2 separate regions of the Homo sapiens genome follow, and region 2 is linked to region 1. Evidence: chromatin loops called from intact Hi-C (ENCODE). Cell type or tissue: IMR-90. All regions are shown on one strand. Links, peaks and the distances in the headings refer to the core of each region. The heading gives the core; the rest is flanking DNA.

Region 1 (10,812 bases), core at 1,535-9,534:
TATGGTATTCATCAGGCTATGTCCTGGGGACAGTGGAAAATAAAGTAGATCCAGTCAGTACCTGCCATCCTGGAGCTTGGAGTCCAGTGGGGGACAATGGATGTTCCACAAACAGTTCACACAGAACAATAAGACTGCAAATGTGATACATGCTGTGAAGAAAAATTGCCAAGTGATATAAGTGCACGTAACAGAAGGGTTGATGGATGTGGAGTGTCTGAAAAGTTATCATAAAGTCATATTGGAGCTCAGCCCTTTGCAGGGGTGAACCAGGTGAAGAAAAGAGGGGAGAATGTTTGGGTTCAGGGAAGAACATTTCCAAAGGCCCCAAGCAGAGAGGAATAGCTAGAATAACTCAGGAATAACACCTTGAAGCTTTGGGAAATGAGGAGAATAAACTACTCATCTAATTGCTGCCTTTCAGAAAATACATGCTCTTCTGTTTTAACCAAAATACCTGGCTGGTGGGTGAGAAACCCATGATCAAAACAAGTGCCCCAGTTGTCCCTGATTTGGAAACTGTTTTATTGACATCAAGATGTTTAAAAATATGCATGGCTTTTTTTTTTTTTTTTTTTTGAGATGGAGTCTCACTCTATTGCCAGGCTGGAGTGCAGTGGCGTGATCTCGGCTCACTCCCAGGTTCAAGGGATTCTCCTGCCTCAGCCTCCCAAGTAGCTGGGACTACAGGCATGCGCCATCACGCCCAGCTAATTTTTGTATTTTTAGTAAAGACGGAGTTTCACCATGTTGGCCAGATGGTCTCGATCTATTGACCTCATGATCCGCCGACCTCGGCCTCCCAAAGTGCTGGGATTACAGGCATGAGCCACTGCGCCCAGCTATGCGTGGCAATTCTAATATCATCCCTTCTTCCTTCCCTGCCATCTTCCTCTTTCCCAGTCATCAGAACTCTAGACAACCCGGGGATCCCAGAGCATCTTTGTAGGAGAAATAATAGAGCCACTGAGGTGTGGAGTTTCCTGTTTTACCTTTATGAACTTTTGGCTTCCCGTCTTGGGGGAGACAATAACAACAAAAAACACCTGAAGGGCAAGATTTGAGGGGAAACAAGCAGATTTGGCAATCAAGTCCAAAATCCACCACTGAAAGCCTCTGGCTGCTCTTTCTGTTCCCTTTGGTTTGTGCTTTGACTTCTTAGCAGTCATGGTTGTTGTCATCCTAGTAGTAGCACTAGCAATTAATATTTACTGGTCATTACCTTGTGGCCAGGCATTATGATCAGAACTGCCTGTGTACCATCTCATTTAATGCTGACAAAATTATATACGGTGGGCCCTGTTAGGGTGATGTGAAATTGTCAATATTCAACAACTTTTTTGATCTATAAAAATGTCCATTTTATAAGACTGAAGCTAATATTATTATTTCCCAGGGACCCAGGGGTTTACAAAAATTGTCCATCTGTCCATGTTTTTATAATTGGGGAGTGGCTGAGCTGAGCTTCATGCCCAGGTGTGTATAGTACCACAGTGGCTGTGTTCTTTTGCATGATGCATGAAAGGAAGAGAAAGAGGAAGAAAATTACACCATAAAGGTTTGTCCTTTTCTCTTCCCATGTCCTAGTTTACTAATTATGTGTCTCATGAGTTAAAAGAGGAGAGAAAAGCCAGAAGATGCTAAAGTCTGAAGATATTCAAACAATTCTCACTCGTTTTACTCTGCTGCCCCACCCCTGTCCTGACCCCATTTAAAACTGATCTTCGACGGAGCACGGTGGCTCACGCCTATAATCCCTGCACTTTGGGAGGCCAAGGCAGGCAGATCACGAGGTTAGGAATTCGAGACCCGCCTGGCCAGCATAGTGAAATCCCATCTCTACTAAAAAAAAAAAAAAAAAATAGCCAGGAGTGGTGGCAGGCACCTGCAATCCCAGCTACTGGGAGGCTGAGGCAAGGAGAATTGCTTCCTGGGAGGCAGAGGTTGCAGTGAGCCGAGTTCACGCCACTGCACTCCAGCCCAGCCGACAGTGCGAGACTCCGTCTCAAAAACAAAAACAAAAACAAAACCCTGATCTTCCCACAAAAGGGAATGACTGGTGCATGCTACTGGAAAGCCCAGGGGAGTGGTGACCACAGCCACAGCCAGGCCCAGGCCTTCACACAATGCTGAGAAAAATCTGTCTCTGGACTCATCAGATCTTCCTTCTACTAAGAGGTCCAACCCCATATCCCATAGCACACCACCCCCACCAGAGAGAGGAAAAGAGAGAACCACTTTCTCAGTAGTCCCAACAAAATCCTAGCAAAGATTCCCATTGGACTGGCACGCCACATGCCCATGTGAAGAGACTGAGGCACAGAAATAAGGTGAGCCCCTGAGGACACACAGCCCCACCCCACCACACTGTGCCTGTCTGAGGTCATGGACTGCACTAATCAGCAACTATGGCCCAGATGCCTACCCCTGGGGTGAGAAGCAGGGGTATAGAATCAGCTCTGCAGGGTCAGCCCCACATCCGTCACCTAGACTGAAGGTTGGGGGAAGTGATTTTTCAAAGGAAACTTGGCTGCTCTTACCAGAAAAAGGGAGACTGGGTGCCAGGCAGGGGAAGCCACAACTGCTCTCTACAATGAGACTGTAGAAAAGTTTTTGACAGAGAGGATATTTTTCTCTCCAGTCTGATGCTGGGCCCAAATTTCAAAGAACGGAAGGCTATTAAAAGGGCAAAGGAAGGAAGTACTAATTAAAAGGTCCCTGCCAAGCTCTAGGGTCAGACAGAACAAAGAATCATCCATTAGGGAGGCTCCTAGCCTGGTGTTAACTGCAAGAGCTTTGGGGCGGGACAGAGGTTCAGCTCAGGGCCCTTAGATGTCTGAAACCTCCCGGACTTCATTTTTCTCATTTGTAAAATGGACATAAAATACCTACTTCTATGGTTTATTGGCAGGATTGGATGCTTTAATATATGACAAATCTTTAGGCTGGTGCTTGGCACATGGCTTGTTCTTAATACGTGGTAATGGCTGTAGTGAATGTTGCTGCTAAGCCTCCTCAAATGTTTGAGTCCTAGAGATTCTTCCTCTTAAGCCAAAAGTCTCCTCGGCTCCCCTGAAATCTTTGGTTCCTTATTTTTATTTATTTATTTAGAGACAAGTTCTCATTCTAGAGTGCAGTGGTACTATCATATCTCACTGCAGACTCCAACTCATAGGCTCAAGCCATTCTCGCAACTCAGGCACCTGAGTAGCTAGGACTATAGGTGCACACAACCATGCCAAGCTTAATTTTTTTAATATGTCATTTTGTAGAGACGAGGTCTTTCTATGTTCCCAGGCTGGTCTTGAACTCCTGAGCTCAAGTGATCCTCCTTCCTCGGCCTCCCAAAATGCTGGTTTTACAGGAATAAGCCAACCACACCCAACTCTGGTTCTTTTCTTTTTGAGGAAGAGTCTTGCTCTGTCACCGAGGCTGGAGTGCAGTGGCACAGAGTTGGCTCACTGTAACCTCCACCACCCAGGTTCAAGCAGTTCTCCTGCCTCAGCCTCCTGCGTAGCTGGGACTACAGGCATGTGCCACCTTGCCCAGCTAATTTTTTTTTTTTTTAATTTTTAATAGAGACAGTGTTTCTCTACATTGGCCAGGGTGGTCTCAAACTCCTGACCTCTAGTGATCCACCCATCTCGGCCTCCCAAAGTGCTGGGATTACAGCTGTGAGCCACAGTGCCCAGCCTCTGGTTCTTTTTTTAATAATCCCAAGATCAAGGACTTATTCTAGTACTTATGTTCCTAGAAGTCCTTTGACACTTTTCCAGAACTTTTGCTCTGACTTTGGGGTTATGCAATATGGGCCATGTCAGTGTGGACTACACTGGTGTTGTTTGTATCTATTAGATGCTGGAGAAACAAGATCCCCTATATTCCTTTGATCCGGAATATTCAAATGATGCAGTGTCTTTTCCATATTTCCTTCATGTCAGCTGGCTTTCCAAGGGCACCCTGCACAGCCACATTCCATAACCCACGTACAGTTGCCTCTGGCCACCTTTCTAGGCTCTTCCTGCAGGACGCGCTGCTCTATCTTGCCTTCCCTTCAAATCCTGCCACGGCTCTCAGACTTGACACTCTAGACCTTCCTTGTTTGCTGACTGATACAGTTGGGTGAGGTGTCTTTTTGTAGCAAATCACAGACACCAGTTGAAACAGACTTAATTATTTAATTGAAAAGTCAGAACATAGCAGGATTCAAGGACTTGAACAATATTATCAAGTCTCAGTCTCCATCTCTTGCCTCTACTTTCCTTCCTGTTGGCTTCATTCAGGGAGACTTTTCCCATCCCATAGCAAAATGGCCACCAGCAAAGGCAGCTTACACTGTGGGGGTGAATGCGTGATTTTTCCCAACTCCTCACCCATCCTGCATGCCTGCCTTTTGCCAGTGACTTTGTAGTCTCTTCCACCAGTAGAGTGCATTTGCCATCTCACTGATGTTGGGTGTAGCCATGTACTCTATTTTGGCCAAAGAAATGTGGTTGTAAATGACAGCGTGCCAGTTCTGAGCCTAGGTGTTAAGAGGAACTGCCTGTTTCCATATGCTTTCTCTTGTGCTTGTAGAATTACCATGAGGATATGCTGCAGGTAGCCTCTTTAAAAAAAAAAAGACATTTAGAGAGAAGCTGCTTCACTTGAATGCAGGCTTGCAGCTGGAAGCAGAGGCATGCCAGCTAATCTGAGAAATTGTTAGCATGATAATAAACACTTTCTGATACGTGGGGCTGAGCTATATGAGGGCTCTTTATATAGCATTGTTGTGGCCATAGTTGACTGATGCATAAACTATTTCCATTGCCACCAAAAGAGATTTCTTTTCTTCCTGACGGTTTCAATAAAAATCCTAAAATCCATTTCAATGCACCACACTTAGTTATAGGGCTGAAAGTGAAGAAGAGATGGCTCCCCACAGGAATTTGTGGTGCTCTTACCGGAAGACGGTATAAAGAATGTTGAGAAGTCAAAATGACAGGTTCTCATTGCATCATCCTTGAAGGGGCTGCGGGTACCTGTGTCCGATGTTAAGCCAGGAACCAGCCTTTTCACATCTGTACCGAACCTTATAGGGCAGAGCTCAACCAGATCTAAGAACCAGTTACCAGCTGGCCAGCTAGGGATGCCCAATACATAGCCATTGGTGTTCCACCAAAATCAAAAAGACCTAACCTCTAACTTCTCTCCCTTTCCAGGCCAGAATGGATAAGGTGGGCTTGTTCGGCTGGCAAGCTGCTATTTGGTAACTCACTGCCCTCCTCTGCAAGGCCAGTTCAACTCAGAAAAGTTGTGGGCAGAATGGTTGCTGGGTCCTGATTTAGAGCAGTCCTTTCTTTGCCAGCTCTGGTCTTCAGTTGTACTCTGGGGCTTTAATCTCTAGTGGTGTGGGTGCCCCACCAAGTCTCTGTTCTTGAGAAAGAACAGTCCTGAATTGAAAGCATGATGTGTAATAAATGGAACCCCTTTGCCCTGCTTTATAGGGTCTATTAAGTCTATTAAGCTTCCTGGTGAATATCATTGGAAATTAAGCTGATTTTTAAAACTGCAGAGGCTCTATTTTGCTTTCTTCCCCCAAATCCCACCTTTCTACCTTGACCTTTTTCCTGCTGTTTGGCAGCTGCTGTCTTTAAGGAATGCCACTTGGCTCCAAGATATTCATGGGGCATTTTTGATGGGCATTGCTTTGGGAAAGGGCAAGATTCTGCCTCTTTCTGACAGTATTGTCTTCCAAAGCTGCATGGCAACTCATCCTTCGGCAGGGCATCCATCGTGTAGAAGCTCTTGGAGCTATGAAGAGAAGATTCTGTTTCCTCTACTCCCCAGGGATTGCCCATCACTCTTGCGGTACTACACACCATCCCCATCCTTTGAATGCCAAACCTCTTCATCGAGCTGGGAGAAAATGTTGGGAGAAGGCTGGGGAGGGGGAAAGCAAACACTGGTCAGTGTGTTCACTCTGATTACACCATTGTGGGTGAGACAATAGCTACTGTGAATACAAGCAGGCAGGGTTCAATGCTGCTTTCTTCCCCTCGTCAATGCAATTTTGATCCAGCCAGGGCTACCCTGCAATTTTGATCCAGCTCAGTCTAACTGGGGCAGCCCAACCTGGAAACCAAGCCTCTCTCTGTTGGGGGGTGGCTCCTCTCATCATTTGGGAGGTTATTGGGACCATGCTTGGAACGTCCCATGAACGTGGGCCACTCCAAACCCACCAGAGCCTCCATGAACCAGCCTAATTGTTATTAAAACACATCTTTGATATAGACATGATTGCAAGTACCAATTATTAAGCTGTTGTCCCTCACCCCAGGGCCCACGAACCACTGTTTTGTGATGCAGTGGTTGGGGCTGCCATTTCTCCCGACCAGCTGGTGCCACATTTGGTTCTGCCACTAGGAGGCACCAGAGGGAGAAGGCAAAATTGAAGGATTTAAGAGGGCCTCCCACCTTCTAGTTTGCATCAGCTTCACCCTGGCAATAGCAGTCCGTTTCAGTCTCTAGCTTTCTCAACACACTCAGTACCAGCCTCTCAATCATTACTCTGCTCCGTAATTTACAAAATGTTCCTACTTAACAACGCCAGCCAGATGCAATGGCTCAGTGTGTAATCTCAACACTTTGGGAGGCAGAAACAACAGGATTGCTTGAGGCTAGGAGTTTAAGACCAGCCTGGGCAGTATAGCGAGACCCCATCCCTGCAAAAAGTTTGAAAGTTAGCCAGGTGTGGTGGTGCACACCTCTAGTCCCAGCTGTTCAGGAGGCTGAGGTGGGAGGATCACTTGAGCCCAGGAGTATGAGGCTGCAGTGAGCTATAATTATGCCACTACACACCAGCCTGGGCAACAGAGTGAGACCCTGCCTCAAAACAACAACAACAAAAACCACCTCTGGTGTTTTTTTTGTTTGTGTGTGTGTGTGTGTGTGTGTGTGTGTGTGTGTGTTTTAAATCTCAGCTCTGTGTGTGCGATTTCACTCACAACAAAGAAGAGAAGCATCAACAGCTGGTACAATAGGGAGCAGGGTCCCCTCCTTCCTAAAGATCCAATTTCATCCCGGGTGGTGGATAAGGCTAAGAAGATAAAAAATGACCTTTCACCTCTGGGGACAGTAATGTAAAATTAATTTGAGGCTTTGAACCTAATGAGCTGGCCCATCCTGGTGCGTACCCCATGAATAACACAGTATGTGCACAGCCAGCAGCCCAGCGATCTTTCTTCCTCTGATGGGGCTTGGGATGAGAGGGGGGATGAGAAAGAAACTCATTTTGAAAAATAATCCTCAGAGGAGAGAGGTCTGCTAGGTCTTCATAAACCCAGTATTAGAGGGAGGAAGAGGGGGAGGGGAGGAAGAGAGAGAGAGAGGGAAAGAGAGAGAGAATTATGTGCTTTTAATCTGCTTAGCTTTTCACTGCTGAATAGCTAAAGGGCTCAGACAGGCAAGAATATTGTGAGGTGGTTAAGTCCATGAACTTGGAGTTAGACCCCTTGGGGTCTAGGCTTGATTTGTGACTTTTTAGCTGTGTGATCTCCAGCATGTTTTTAAACTTGTGTTTTTGGGATGTTTGGATTAGATAGTACATGGAAAGTGCTTGTGTTTAGGCTAAGAATCTGGTTATTTTTGCATTTTTTGGCGGTGATTGAGGAAGGGGGGAGCAATTCGAGGGTGATTTATCCACAGAATATGAAGTCTGAGGTTTCTGCTCTGACAAGAGGAAATGTCTAACAGCAGAAGACAAAAGTGAAACCGGGCTGATGCGAATCACTGGGAAACTGGCTTTGGCACCTCCAGAGAATGAACTGTTTCATAGCCTAGCTGACCATCCATGAAAATGGCTGCCTGGAGAGGCAGTGATCAGCCCATCCCTGCAGGTATGCAAACAGAAGCTCTCTCCGCTGTATGAAAGGATGTATTCACTTCTTTCTTTTTTTTTTGGGGGGGGGACAAAGTCTTGCTCTGTCGCCAGGCTGAAGTGCAGTGGTGCTATCTCGGCTCTCTGCAACCTCTACTTCCCGAGTTCAAGTGATTCTCCTGCCTCAGCCTCCTGAGTAGCTGGGATTACAGGCACATGCCACCACACCCAGCTAATTTTTTTGTGTGTGTATTTTTAGCAGAGACAGGGTTTCAGCATGTTGGTCAGGATATTTTCGATCTCTTGACCTCGTGATCCGCCTGCCTAGGCCTCCCAAAGTGATGGGAGTACAGGCGTGAGCCATCACGCCCGGCCTGTGTTCACTTATTTCTAAGGATCTTTCTCCCATTCAAATGCTGGCTATTCCACTTGCTAATTGTGTTGCCTGGGTCATTGAATTTCTTGGAGGCTGGGCTGCTTTATCTGTGGAATCAGGCCAATGGTGCTATTGGCCTCCCTCTTATGATCTCCCTCCCTTTCCCTTTTACTCCCTTCCTGCCACCAACTAATGCTCATGATGTGCTGGGCACTGTGCTAGGCTTGGGAGATACTCAGAGGAAGAAGATGGTATAAGCACTCCCTGGGAAAATACTCAAACACTTAGTTTTAGGTTTAGAAGAAGACAGACAGATGAACAGATAATTATAAAGTAATTCCATAGATGCACTGATGAGATATGCGTTGAGTATTCTGGAAGCACAGGAGAGTGCATCTAACTCTTCAGGTGTGAGACAGAGATGGGGTCAGAGAATGCTTTGGTATTGGGCATTAGTGTAATAATTACATGGTGGGGTATCTCTGGCAGAGGAAGCCATATGAACAAAGACCCAGGGACAAGAAGACAGCATGGTGTGCAGGGAACTATATAAAAGGCAGCACAGCCGGGATAAAAAATGTGAGGGAAGAGTGACGGGAGATAAGGCTGAAGAGTTAGACAGGGGCTAGATCACAGAGGCCCTTCTCTTCCATGTTGCAAATGTGAACCATGAAACATCAGGCTGATTTTAAGTAGGAGACTGGCATGTTTGGGTTTCCATTTGGAACGACCTCTCTGGAGACTGTATAGAGGATGAGTTAGGAGGAGGCAAGGCCAGACCACCAGCTAGCAGTGTTGAAGTCAGGAAGTCATCTAAGCTAGAATGACGATGCCACGAAACATGCTTCTTACGGGGTTGTGGTGAGAATCTGATGATGGAATGCCCCGGGAAGCTTGTAGTAAGACATGAACTGCTTCCCACAAGCCAAGGGTCATTATAATTATGATCACTCTATAAAACATTGGTTTGGGTGCCCATCATATAAACTGGGTCCCTCCCATCACTTACCCAAACAGTGGCAACAAAATCCATACATTTGGTCAAAACCAGTATAAATGGTTGTTGGGCTTAACAAGAACCCTTTAAAAAGTAATGAAACCACTGGGTTGAGAAATAATTTTGCAGATGCTTCTGGGATACAGAAGACTAAATTTTGGTGCTGCTGGAAAGAATGGGGGAGAGAAGCACAATATTAAATTTTGGGCAAACTTGAAATGCACAATTAAATGCAGGCAAACTGGGAGGGCAGATGATACTCTTTGAATAAAACTTATAATAGATTTGGCACAAGAGGGTACTGGAGATGGGCCCAAATGTCTCAAATTTGCTGAACTGTTTTTGCAGACAGCTGGGAATTTACCAGCATTTTCCTTTTTTTTTTTTTTAAAAAAAAAACCAGAATATTTTGGATTTTGTAGACATGCCCTGGAATGCCCCATCTCAGGGAAGGCTAGAGGAATGTCTCAGTGCAAGTGTGGTGTCTGCTTCTACTGATGTTTATGGCAGAGCTGAAAATTGTCTTTAAAATTAACAATAGATGTGCATAAATCTTCCTCAGTTACCTAGCAACTGATACAAGACAACGCTGAGGTTCACAGGGCTGGGTGGAGGTAAACCTGTTTTAGGAAATACCTGGGAGCATTTTAGTAATGCCTGGAGATTGCTTGGAGGGAAAGGAAAACAAATTAACATGACTAATTAAATGTTTGAATTCCTTTGTTTTTTGTTTTTGGTCCTGGGTTTTTTTGTTTGTTTGTTTGTTTTTTGTTTTTGTAAAAATCAAATCAAATAACAAAAAGGTTTCCTAAATCTCTGAGGTTTCTAGCAACAACGAGGGTTTTACAAAGACTAGCTAATTTCTGAGGCCCCTTTCAAGGCTAAAATTTTTAGCCACGTATTAGCCGTATTGCCTCATGAGTAAAATGAGAGGTTAAACTAGGGGAATTGTAGTTTCATCCACATTTCTAGGGTGTATGGTGCAATAGGGCTTTTAGACCAGTTTTGTTGAATCAGACACCAAAGTCATGAATCTGGAATCAAAGTGAATTTTTTTAAAAAGAAAAGATGTTGAAATAATGAAGCAAAGAGACATGGGACTTAAGGAATACATACACACACACACATACACACACATACATTTATTCTCCGTGTGTATGCATGTATGTATTTTTATTTATAAAAATCAGTTTATACATTAGGGTCTAGGTTACAGATTCAATGCTGCATGGGCCAGCAGGTGACACAGCTACATCCCTTGCCCAGGAACCACAGTGAGCCAGAGAATGGTGGCCTAGGGCTTCCAGATCTGTTGATTTTTCAAATAGCCAGAAATCCAGAATTTGTGTAGAATCTCCTGTTGTTAAAATATTGGCAACTAATTTGAAGTGTTTTTAAGAAGCACTGTGTGGGCTAAACAAAGTGAATCTGCCTTAAAGCAAAAGTTCCAAATGTGTAATTATCTTTTTACATATTATATGGTTAATTAAGACTCACTTTATTTGACAGGGTGAAGATAAGCTTGTGCAGGCCACTGGCTAACACAGTTCATCCCATGCCTCCTACATACCAAGCACTGTG
Region 2 (10,812 bases), core at 1,779-9,778, 59 kb after region 1:
GATGGATTGATGTTATTCCCAAATGCAAGTCTAGTACCAGACGCTGGTTGGTATCTTGAAAAGATGGCAGCAGGAGCAGTATTATCTGCATCGTGGAAAGTCCCTCTTCATTGCCTGATAAACTGTGCTGTTACTGGTTCTCTTGATGGCTAACCTTACTGGACCTTCGATAAATCTTTTGAATTTTTATTTCATCCTGGTGGGATAAAGTATGAATTGAGGCTGGGCACCGTGGCTCACGCCTGTAATCCTAGCACCTTGGGAGGCTGAGGCAGGCGGATCACTTGAGGTCAGGAGTTCAAGACCAGCCTGGCCAACATGGTGAAGCCCTGTCTCTACTAAAAATACAAAAATTACCTGGGCATGGTTGTGCACACCTGTAATCCCAGCTACTTGGAAGGCTGAGGTGGGAGGATAGCTTGAACTCGGGAGGTGGAGGTTGCAGTGAGCCGAGATCATCCCATTTCACTCAAAGTGAGTGAGATTGAAACAGAAAAACTATGTTTTCAAACTATACCATTAATTTACCAGTTATATGAATTCCTCTGGTTGGGGAGGGGAGGATGTAAGTACCTCCAAAATACTCCCTAAAATACATGGCCATGTGTCAAGGCTGCCATCAAGCACCCAGGGAATTCAGAATAGAAAAATATATCAGACTCAATGGACTGGATAATTGTACTAATTACCTACTTTGCTTTGACCGTAGAGGCTGAATGTTGTGAAACATGTCGTGAGGCAGTTGTATTGCTCTTTACTGAAAGTCATGCCTCAGGCACCAATGTCAGCTCCAGAAAAATGATGATCCGGAGCTCTTGGTGGAAAATACAGCACCGTGAAGGCCTTTGTTGGAATCTGCCCTTTCCCCTGACCCCTTGTCCCCTCTTATAGCCCAGTCTGGAGCAGTGTGAGGCTTGAATCTGTGAGCCGTTTCAGGATAAGAATCCTGAAAATTCAGTGACTGATTCACGATTGAAGGATTGAAAGAGAGGAAAAAGTTCTCCATTGGGAAGCTGAGTGATGCTGAATACCTCAAACAAGAAAGATAGGAAGAGGAGGAGAGAAGATGTGGGGAGGGGAAAGAGAGTCTAATTTGAATAAGATGGGGTTGAGTGACTTGTAGACATTCTGATTGAGATATTCTGGCCTATCTTAGATTAGTTTAAGACTATGACTAGGGCCTGAGATAAAAATATTAGAGTCCTTAGTGTTAAGGTAGTTGCTATGGTTTGAATGTGTCCCCCCAAAAGCCTGTGTTGGAAATTTAATCCCCTATGCAACAGTATTGGGAGGTGAGGCCTAATGAGAGGTGATTTGATCATGAGAGCTCTGTCCTCGTGAGAGGACTAATGCCGTCTCTCAGGAGAGTGTTCCTTATAAAAGGAGGAGTTGGGCCCCCTGTTGCTCATGTGTGCTCCCTCTCCCTCCCTCACCAGATGCCAGTGCCTTGATCTTAGACTTTCAAATCTCCAGAGCTGTAAGGAATTAAATTTCTGTTCTTTATCATTACCACCTCAGGTATTCTGTTATTGCACCAAAAACCAGACTAAGACAACAGTTGAGGATTGGTAGTTGAAGCCATGAGAAAAACATGACCAGGTATAGACACTACATTGTAAAATAAACACGGTATAGTTATTGGCTACAGTGACACAGACCCCTACCTTCTCAAAACAAAGGGTAGCTTAAATGGCAATTAGTTGTGTGTGTGTGTGTGTGTGTGTTTGTTTGTTTGTTTTTGAGGCAGGGTCTCACTCTGTCACTCAGGCTAGAGTGCAGTGGTGTGACTGCAGCCTCGACTTCCTGGACTCAGGTGATCCTCCCACCTCAGCCTTCCAAGTATTAATAGGCGGGACTACAGGCGTGCACCACCACACCAGGCTAATTTTTGTATTTTTTGTAGAGACAAGATTTGGTGATATTGCCCAGGCTGGTCTTGAATTCCTGGGCTCAAGTCATCTACCAGCCTCAGCCTCCCAAAGTGGTAGGATTGCAGGTATGAACCACCTCGCCCAGCCAGTTGAGCATTCAGGAGTTGTATGCGAGCTTGATGCCTCCTCTGGAACCCATGCTTCTCTCTCTGCTCATCCATCCTCAGTGTGTCCTCTCATTCTCAAGGGGACAAGAGGGTTTCTTTCTGCCCAGCTCCCATTCCCCCACCTTGCACAATCACTATACTGTGTTTGAGGCAGAAAGAAAGGAAAAAGGAAAGGGGAAAGCAGTGTTTCAATTGAGTCATCTTCCTTTCATGGAGATCCACCCATGACTTCTATATATACCTCACTGGCTAGAATGTGGTCACATGACCATCTGTGTGGGATATTAGGAAATGAAGTTGAGCTAGATTTATTGCCATCCTGGGTATAAAATTAGGGTTCTGTTTAAGGCATTTGGGTCAAAGCAATGAGTAAATGAATGAATGAAGCATTAAGCACATGCTTATTGAATGCCACCTGTGTGTACAATGTGTAGATATTCTTCCTCGAGCAGCTTTCTTTTCTTTATTTTGAAGTCTTCTTTCAACTGGATCATGGCCAGCCCTAAATAAAATTATAAACTGTTCATTGAATACTATGGGTCAAGAACTGTTCTGTATTACTGCATTACGGAATTTGATCTTGACCCACAACCTTCTGAGGCTGGCACTGCTAAATCCATTTTATAGGTGGGGAAACTGAGACACAGAGAGGTTAAGTCACTTGCCTTGTGTCACACAGCTGGTGATACTATTTTCAATACTCTTGACTTCTTTTTTGGCCCCATAAAGCCAATCCAACTTCCCACCTTCTACAAAGTCCCTCACTTTTTGGTGCCCAGTTTTCTTATACCAATTCATTTCCTGAGTTAAAAGAAACTCCTCTCTACTTAAAGGTAAGGTGCTACTCACTGTTTTTAAAATAAAAATTACTGCAGATTTATATTTCCTAAGAAAATTTGCGTTTTAAGGGGCTCATTTTATATGAGAAATGGTGGATCCAAAGGAGTGCATCTCTAATAGTGGAATTTTTACCTACATGAAAGTGGGAAGCATTTAGGGGATGTGGATAGAGGGAATCCAGTGGAGAGAAAGCTGGCTCTTTCGGCAAGATTGTGACAGGAGAGTTCCCATTGAATCAACTCATCCCTGTGGGAAAGACAGTGAGAGAGAATTAATAATTTAGATATGCATGGACACTTTTGCCTGGCATTCTACTCAAGGTGCCTAGCCCCAGCGTGAGTAAGACAGAAAGGACATGACTTTCCAAGTTCTAGTTGATTTCAGTTTTTTAATGCCTCTGGTGGTGTCGGCTTCTTGCCATGCTAAGTGAGATGTTAGTGTTTAAAGATACATATTTTTTAATGCACTATGGCCCTTTAGTGCAAGCCAGCAACTTTCTTTAGTTTTCAACTGAAGCAGTAGCATCTGTTTCAACACTGGAGAAAAACCTGCTGGGATAGACCAGGAGAGGTGGTTATCACTCTGCAAGATGGCATAAGTGGATCATGAGGAATATTTACAAAATCATTTCTGAAATGGATCATTAAGGGGAATGTTCTCTCTACACCAGAGTTTCTGAACCTCAGCACTATTGACACTTTGAGTCAGGTAATTCTTATTGTGGGAGCATTCTTGTGCATTGTACAACATTTGGCAGCTTCCTGGATGTCTACCCACTAGATGCTGGCTGTGACAACCAAAAATATCTTCAGATGTTGCCACATGTCCCTTGGGGGCAAAATGCCCCTGGTCGATCACTCTCTACTTGACCTAACATTGCGTGCTGACTTTAAAATCTAAGCCCTACCTAAGCTGTAGCTCTAGTCCATATTTATGAGACTCCTGTAAAGATGCCGTAGACGTGGTGATTGGGGCTTACAGAAATACCATGTGTTGACATTGGGGAGGGAGAGACAGGTAGAATCTACCTGTGACATTCTCTTAAATCATTCATTCATTAAATATTTACTGAGTGCACGTGCAAGGCACTGAACAAAGGCCTGGGTGCAGCAGGGGAAGGCGGAGATTTAGTCCCTGCCCTCATGAAGCTTCTACTCCACTTCTTTGTGCTCATGAAGCATGAAGCATCTAATTATAGATTAAATAAATTGCAGCAGGTGCTCTATAGGGAAGGTCAGGATGGCCTGACCAAGCTGGTTGGGGGGTGAGGGGCCAGAGAAAGTGCCATTGAACGTGAGACCTGAAAGGTGACCAGATGATGGGGCGGAGGGAGCATGAGTGTCCCTAGCAGAGGCGACAGCAGGCGCAAAGGCCCTGAAGCAGGAAGCCTCTTACCACATTTGATGGGCTGAAAACCAGGGCGGCTGCCATGCAGGAAACAAGGCAGAGAAAGAGATGAGGTGGAACAGGATGCCCGGACCAGACCGTCATGGATATTAAGGATTTTATCCTAAGAACAGCGGGAAGCTGTTGAACGCTTTTACACAGGGGAGTGACATGATTCGATTTGTGCTTTAAAAAGATCCATCTTTCCCTGTCTAGGTCCAGAAAGTGCAGGTTTCTCTCCAGACCATGAGAGATTGATTTTGTCCCCTGCTGGGCAACTCTGATATGGAGTCTTTTGAGGTTACCACTACCATTAGTGCCTGTACCCAACCTCCAACCATCCTAATTTGGAACCTTTTAAAACTTTAAATAAAAGAAGCAATTTCTGTCCGTGTTCTACCTTTGTTCTCCTTCTTTAAACCGTGATTGAAGCTGGGCTTGGATATCTTTGAAAACCCCAGAGAAGAAAATGATTTCCATAGCAGCTGTAACCATGGGAAACCTTCAAAATAGCTTCCGTTCCTATATTCCACTCTGCTCCTTTCCCCTCTCTATTGGTTGACTAGAAATGAGGGCTGGCATTTTTGGTCTTCTTCTTTTTGTCCAAATATGTGTATATGAGAGTCTTCTTTTCACTTCCACATCCATCTTATCATAGCTTGAGAATCAAAGGCTGGCATATTTGGGGAGGAAAAGAAAAGAGAAGCTTCTAGGATACCTTCATTTTTTCATAAAATAGAGGAACCAAGTGGAATGTTGATTTAGAAGATGAGATCTCAGGTTTCTTTTCCTGCTGTTTGTTTCTTCCCAGGTCACAAGATAGGACCAAGTACATCATCTTTCAGACATACAAAGATCAAAGGTTTTTTTTGTTGTTTTTTTTTTTCGGAGACACTTAAAAGTGGTTTTCATCAGTTTCCCTTCCATTCTGCTCTCACATGCGCTTGGTAGTGAGCCGTCTCGTAGTCAGGTCAGAGAGATGCTCAGAATTCTTCCAGAAACACATAATTCCCCTTTGGAGAGTTTCTGTTGTAAAAATCATCACAATTTGTGAGCTTAATTTCTGGTCCAGTGCAAAAACCTCTGATGGGTACAGGGCAAAAGCGGGCTACTCAGTGTTTCTCTTGATGGACAGATTTTAATGAAATGAGGGCATGACAAGGAATCTGAAGTAATTGCTATAGAAGTTAATAAAGAGATGGGAACATATGAGGATACTGTTTGCTTCTGGAATTTAGCCAGGCCACTGGGAGAGGCTCAGGAGGAAAACTGAGAAGGGAAATATGAAGTTCAGGCAAGTCTGTTACATGCATTCTCATTTCCACAATGTTTGAGAACCATGTCAAGAAATGCATTGCATAAGTTAAACCAGCTGCCAGCAGCTTTGTATTCAGCACTTTCCTGGGTCACCAGATAGCAGGGAAACCTCTCCAAGATCTCTGTGTATTATAGAAAACTAGGGGAATTTTCTTTATGCAACATCCTTATCCTAACAGTGCAGCATCTTTTTGTCTCCGGAACTCACTGTATAAAAAGAAGTAACTATTGTTGGGTTGTGCTTATCTTTATTGTTGTATGTTTGGGTTTATGTTTTCAAACAAGGGATGGAGGACCTGGCAATCAGTCAGAATCATGATGCTGGCATTTAAGAGATTCATTCTGGCTCAAGAGCTTGGCCTGGCCTTCCAGAGCTTTCCCATTGACACCCATGTGCCTGATTAGAGTACACTTGTAAAAATTAAATAAGATGACCTATGCAGTGTGCCCCACATATGCTCCATAAATGTCAGTTCACATTTCTTGTTAAACTTTTATAAGGTTGATCTTAAGAGACGACAATTGAGTCTGTCTAAGTGAACCATCTGGGGGGTGAGCATGTTGATGTATCTTCCACAGCTTTAGTTTTCCAGGAAGCACATGGGATATAGTCAAATCAAGAGACAGGATGGTACTGATAGTTTCTTTAGTCTCTTGCTTGCTTGCAGTTAAGCTAGTTAGCCTGAATGCACTCCTTCTCTCATAGCAGTCTCCAGAGTGACTCTGTTAGCTCACCTGGCTAGCATGCTGTGGCCTCCTTGAGGCGTCTAAAGTTGGCTGTCACTGCCTGAGATACTGGTGCCTCAAGCTTAGAAAACTCACTTTACCAAAGTCAGCCTTCACGAACATGTTATTCCTGGTATGAAAGTCCCTAGTCTTTAAATAACAATTGCCTCTGTTACCTTTAGACTATATTTTGGCTCATTAAATTTTTTTTTAGTATGCATCATCTTCCAAGAGTGCATTGAGAAATTTCTAGATTTAAGACCTCCTTTCTTCCCAGACCCTATTGCTCAACTCGTAATAAACAAAAGATTTTACTTAAATAATTTCAGAGAAAACTACCTTTATTTCTTTGACTTATATAGAATCTTAGATATCGGAATACTCTTGGGAAGTACCTGGTATATCCAATAAAGAAAATTGATTTATAGGGAGAGTAAGTGACTTTTCCTAAGGAAACATATTTGGTGGCATAGCTGAGACCAGAATCTGGGTCTAATGTGGTATTTTTCAAACTAAGTGTATAAGTCTTCTAAAAATTTAAGAAATTATTTTAAAATATTAATATTTTAAAAATTATTTTACTAGTTATAAATATAAAACTTCTATTTTATAATGGGCAGTTCAGAACTGATAAATGTTTTAATTGCATAAGATTTTGGTTACCTACATTTCTCTCAAACTAAGCCCTAACCCATAGAGACTGGCAGGTGGTGGTGAGAGGGTTGAGCAGATGAGGGCACCGTGTGAGACCTTTCTCCTTTAGGAGTTTTTTTTTTTTTCCATAAAAATTGATTTTGTGCTTAAGATATCTGATTCCAGATGAACAGAGATTGATGCTTCAAATCTCTTTGTGGATATTATTTGGGGGAGGTTTTGGTTTTAGACAGGCCTGGGTTTAATTTCTGGTACTTCTGATACCTGTTTGTGAGCAAGATACTGAAACTCATTAAGGCCCCATTTCCCTCTCAGCATGATGAAGTTCATAATACTTATGAGGTTATTGTGAAGATTAAATTATGTATAGTATCTGTAAAGGCTGTAGCATAGTGCCCGGCAATAGCTGAAAGTATTATTAGCTGTTATGGTTGGTGCCTGATTTCTGCTCTTGAAATTGAGTCCATGCTAACAAAGAAGGCCCTTGCTACTTCCCTGTAATAGGAAGAAGTTTTTCTAACTGGCTGAATGTTTTTTTTCCTTTTTCCTTTTTTTTTTTTTTTTTCTAATATCTCTCACCCTGACTGAATCAGACTATTCTTACCACAGGAAAAGATATTTGTTAGTTACGTGTTAACTTTTTTCCCTTTAAAGTCTCCTGTGTCCATATTCAGATGAATCCTCTGATTTTAGGCTATTTATTACCAGGGTCCTGATAGACCTAGTGTATCTACATATTTTGTTTCCAGCCCCTTCGTTTATCCTTGGGAATCTGAGTCCCACAGCAGGGATACAAAGGTGCTATTTAAAACTATGTGATGATGAAAAGAACAAGAAATCCAGCAGGAACAATGCAGAGATGTATAATATCTCACCCTTTCTCACACATGGAACTAATTGTGACATTCATCCTAGAGCCCAGTTTCTGCACACAGACCCCAGAGTCCATGCTGCAAAGATGTTTTGGAATCCCACCTCTGCCAATGCCCAGTTGGAAAGCCTGCGACATCAGCTCACAGCTATGCGAAAATAATAAAATTGAACATTTTTTCGGAAAGATGACCCATATGTTTAATAAATTTCAGTATGTGAACCAGAGACAGGTTTGATTACAAGCCACGTAAAGGCTTCACTTAGATGGTGGTTCTTAGTTTTCAGAGTGGGGATTTACTGAGCTTGATTCTGTGTGTGGCAGTTGCTCTCCCTGCCACTGTTCACCCATTCTGTGTGCCCATAAAATGAGGAAACTTTGAGTCCTGTATTCACTCTTTTATGTTCTAGGATATGGATTCATAGACATCATCTCTTCACACCAAAAGAAATGTTAATTATAATATTGCAAATAGTAGAACTATATAGTTTTACACTCTCTTATAATACTTCTTTAAATTGCATTTTCACTTTCGATTGGCCAGTTCTTAATAAATGGATCTCATTTAAGTTCATAGGGGTTTTCATAAATAGACTTCAGTAGTATTTATTAGGTATCCATTATTAAGCATCATTAGTTAAGTTTCACTTATTAAGCACCATTGGCTGGACATGGTGGCTCATGCCTGTAATCCCAGCACTTTGGGAGGCTAAGGCAGGCTGATAGATTGAGCCCAGGAGTTCGAGACCAGCCCGGGCAACATGGCAAAACCTGATCTTTACAAAAAATATAAAATTAGCCAGGTGTAGTGTCACACACCTGTAGTCCCAACTACTTGGGAGAATGAGGCAGGAGGATCACTTGAACCTGGGAGGCAGAGGTTGCAGTGATCCAAGACCACACCATTACATTCCAGCCTGAGCAACTGAGCGAGATCCTGGCTCTCTCTCCATATATATAATTTTTTTAAAGCACTATTAAAACAGAAGTGCCCCCTGAACATGTACATGTGGCCCATCCAGGAATAAGAATAACGTTGTATTTTCCTGGCTCTTTACAGTTTTTAAAATTTTACATATATTATTTTATGATACAAACACCTCTGAATTTTTTGGGTTTGCTTTTTGTTTTTAAAATTACCACTTTCAAAAGATGAAACCAAAGCTCAGAAGGGTGAGTGGCTTGTTCAACATAACTGGTACGTGGCAGAGCCAGGATAAGAATCCAGTTCTGACTCTGAAACCTGAGCTCTTGCCCCTGCCCTGACTGGTGTCTCCATACTGCAACTCAAGTCCATGTCGAGAAGCACAGCAACATGCAATTTTCTGGGCACCTTCCATAACCAAGTAATGTATACATTACTTCATTTAATCTTCTCTATCACTCTGTGAAATAAGTAAGAGTCCCATTTTGTGGATGAAGAAATGGGCTGATAGAGGCTAAGTGTCTTGCACAAGGTCAAAAATTATTCAGTTGTAGACTTTAGATTTATTTCAATAGCCTGTGTTCCACATTGCCTTTTAAAACAAAATTATAACTGTGTGCTATATGCTCTGCTTGCTGAGGTAGGCAAGGCTATAAAATATCTGGAACAATTACAAGTAAAAATGATTAAAGGTGGATTTCAAAAAGATAATCTGCAAATATTTGAAAAACTCACACATCTATTGGAGTTCAGCGACCAAAATAACTGAATATGAAGACTCAGCTCATTTGTTTTTCTTTGCTTGAGGAGAGGGGACTTAACTTGCTATTAGAGCCAGTGACTAGGCAAAGATCCAGAGAGCTTGTATAGAAGCTGGGTGGGAATGAGATGGAGAAAGAAGCTGCACTGCATCTCCTATCACTATCTTCTACTCTGCCGTAATGGCATCAGTTCACCCTCTTCTACTCTAGGAAACTTCTGGAATTTGGGTCCTGTATCAGTTAGCTATTGCCATTGTAAGGATGTGTAACAACTAATCTCAGAATCTCAGTGGTGTGCAAAACTAGGCACTTATTTCTCACTTGTGAGTTTGTGGATTGGCCGAGTGGCTGTGCTTCTCACATCTTTCATCCTCTTCCTGGGACCACCCAGGGTGTGCTCACCTTCTGGCAGGGATGGAGGCACAAGAGAGCAAGCTGGGAAACATGAGGCCTCCAAAGGCCTAAATTTGGAACTGGCACGTTGTCATTTCCACCCATTTGCTGTTGGCCAAAGCAAGTCATGAGGCCAAGTCAAAGGTGAGGAAGGAGTGGTAGTTATACTCCATGAATGATAGCCACGATGAGTAAAGGTGTGGATGCAGGGAGGTGTGAAAATTGGGACCAGTATTGCAATCTACTACAGGTTCCAATAACATGTATTTTGGAATTCATCCTTTTATATCAGCGCCTTTCCATTTTTGAGTTCATGGGCCCTTTTGTGAACCTGTTGGAAGTTCTGCACATGCTCAAACAAGTGTAGTCTACACCTAATTTAGCTTTCAGTTTTCAGGGAGTCTCTTAAGTTAAACCACAAGGCCCAAGTTAAGATATCCTGTACGGGAGTGCTGCCCTGCATGGTGCACTGTCTTCTCCAGGAGCAGGAAGGTAAGACAACAGGTGCTGTTTCTGCCCCTTCTCAAAACCTTCTGCTCTGCTGATTCCAAATGCTCAAACATGTTCAAATGCAAACACTCGGATTGGATGGGATCTTTTCTTTTCTCCAACATGAAGATAGCTTTATCAACATTTTTGACTATTGAAGAAAGTTTCTGCAAAGGTAATGGATAAGCAAGTGCTGCTCTGTTATAATATTTTTGTTGGATCACTTTAACAAAATGTGAAGATTAAGTGTTGTGAAGTGCATTCATCTCCATTCATTCAATGTAAAGAATAATGATGCCTGTTTTTGTTTTTGTTCCTGTGTTTTTCTTTCTTTCTTTTTTTTTTTTTTTTTTTGAGACAGAGTCTCACTCTGTCACCCAGGCTGGAGTGCAGTGGTGCAATCTTAGCTCAC

Evidence for each region. Hi-C counts contacts between places; a loop is a spot of excess contacts. Peaks named below come from ENCODE experiments on the same cell type or tissue, not always from the same donor. Only the 100,000 strongest peaks of a DNase experiment are listed, where the experiment ranks them.
Region 2: it touches region 1 in a loop (4-fold over the local background); 8 of 110 quality-filtered maps call a loop at or near these places.

What each region holds. Positions count from the first base shown.
Region 1 is chr3:64,459,333-64,470,144 of GRCh38, reverse strand. It overlaps LOC105377123 (a long non-coding RNA gene), which reads left to right. Exons shown (of 8, transcript XR_940913.3): 6 at 10,741-10,812. Among named protein-coding and RNA genes, the nearest start is that of PRICKLE2-DT, 19 kb to the right of the region's middle. In IMR-90, for the core only: a CTCF peak has its summit at 6,411 (motif pointing right); DNase peaks (open chromatin) are centred at 7,744 and 9,074; H3K4me3 peaks cover 680 bases; H3K27ac peaks cover 1,994 bases.
Region 2 is chr3:64,400,403-64,411,214 of GRCh38, reverse strand. No RefSeq gene overlaps it. Among named protein-coding and RNA genes, the nearest start is that of PRICKLE2-DT, 39 kb to the left of the region's middle. In IMR-90, for the core only: no CTCF peak of the experiment used is centred there; a DNase peak (open chromatin) is centred at 5,614.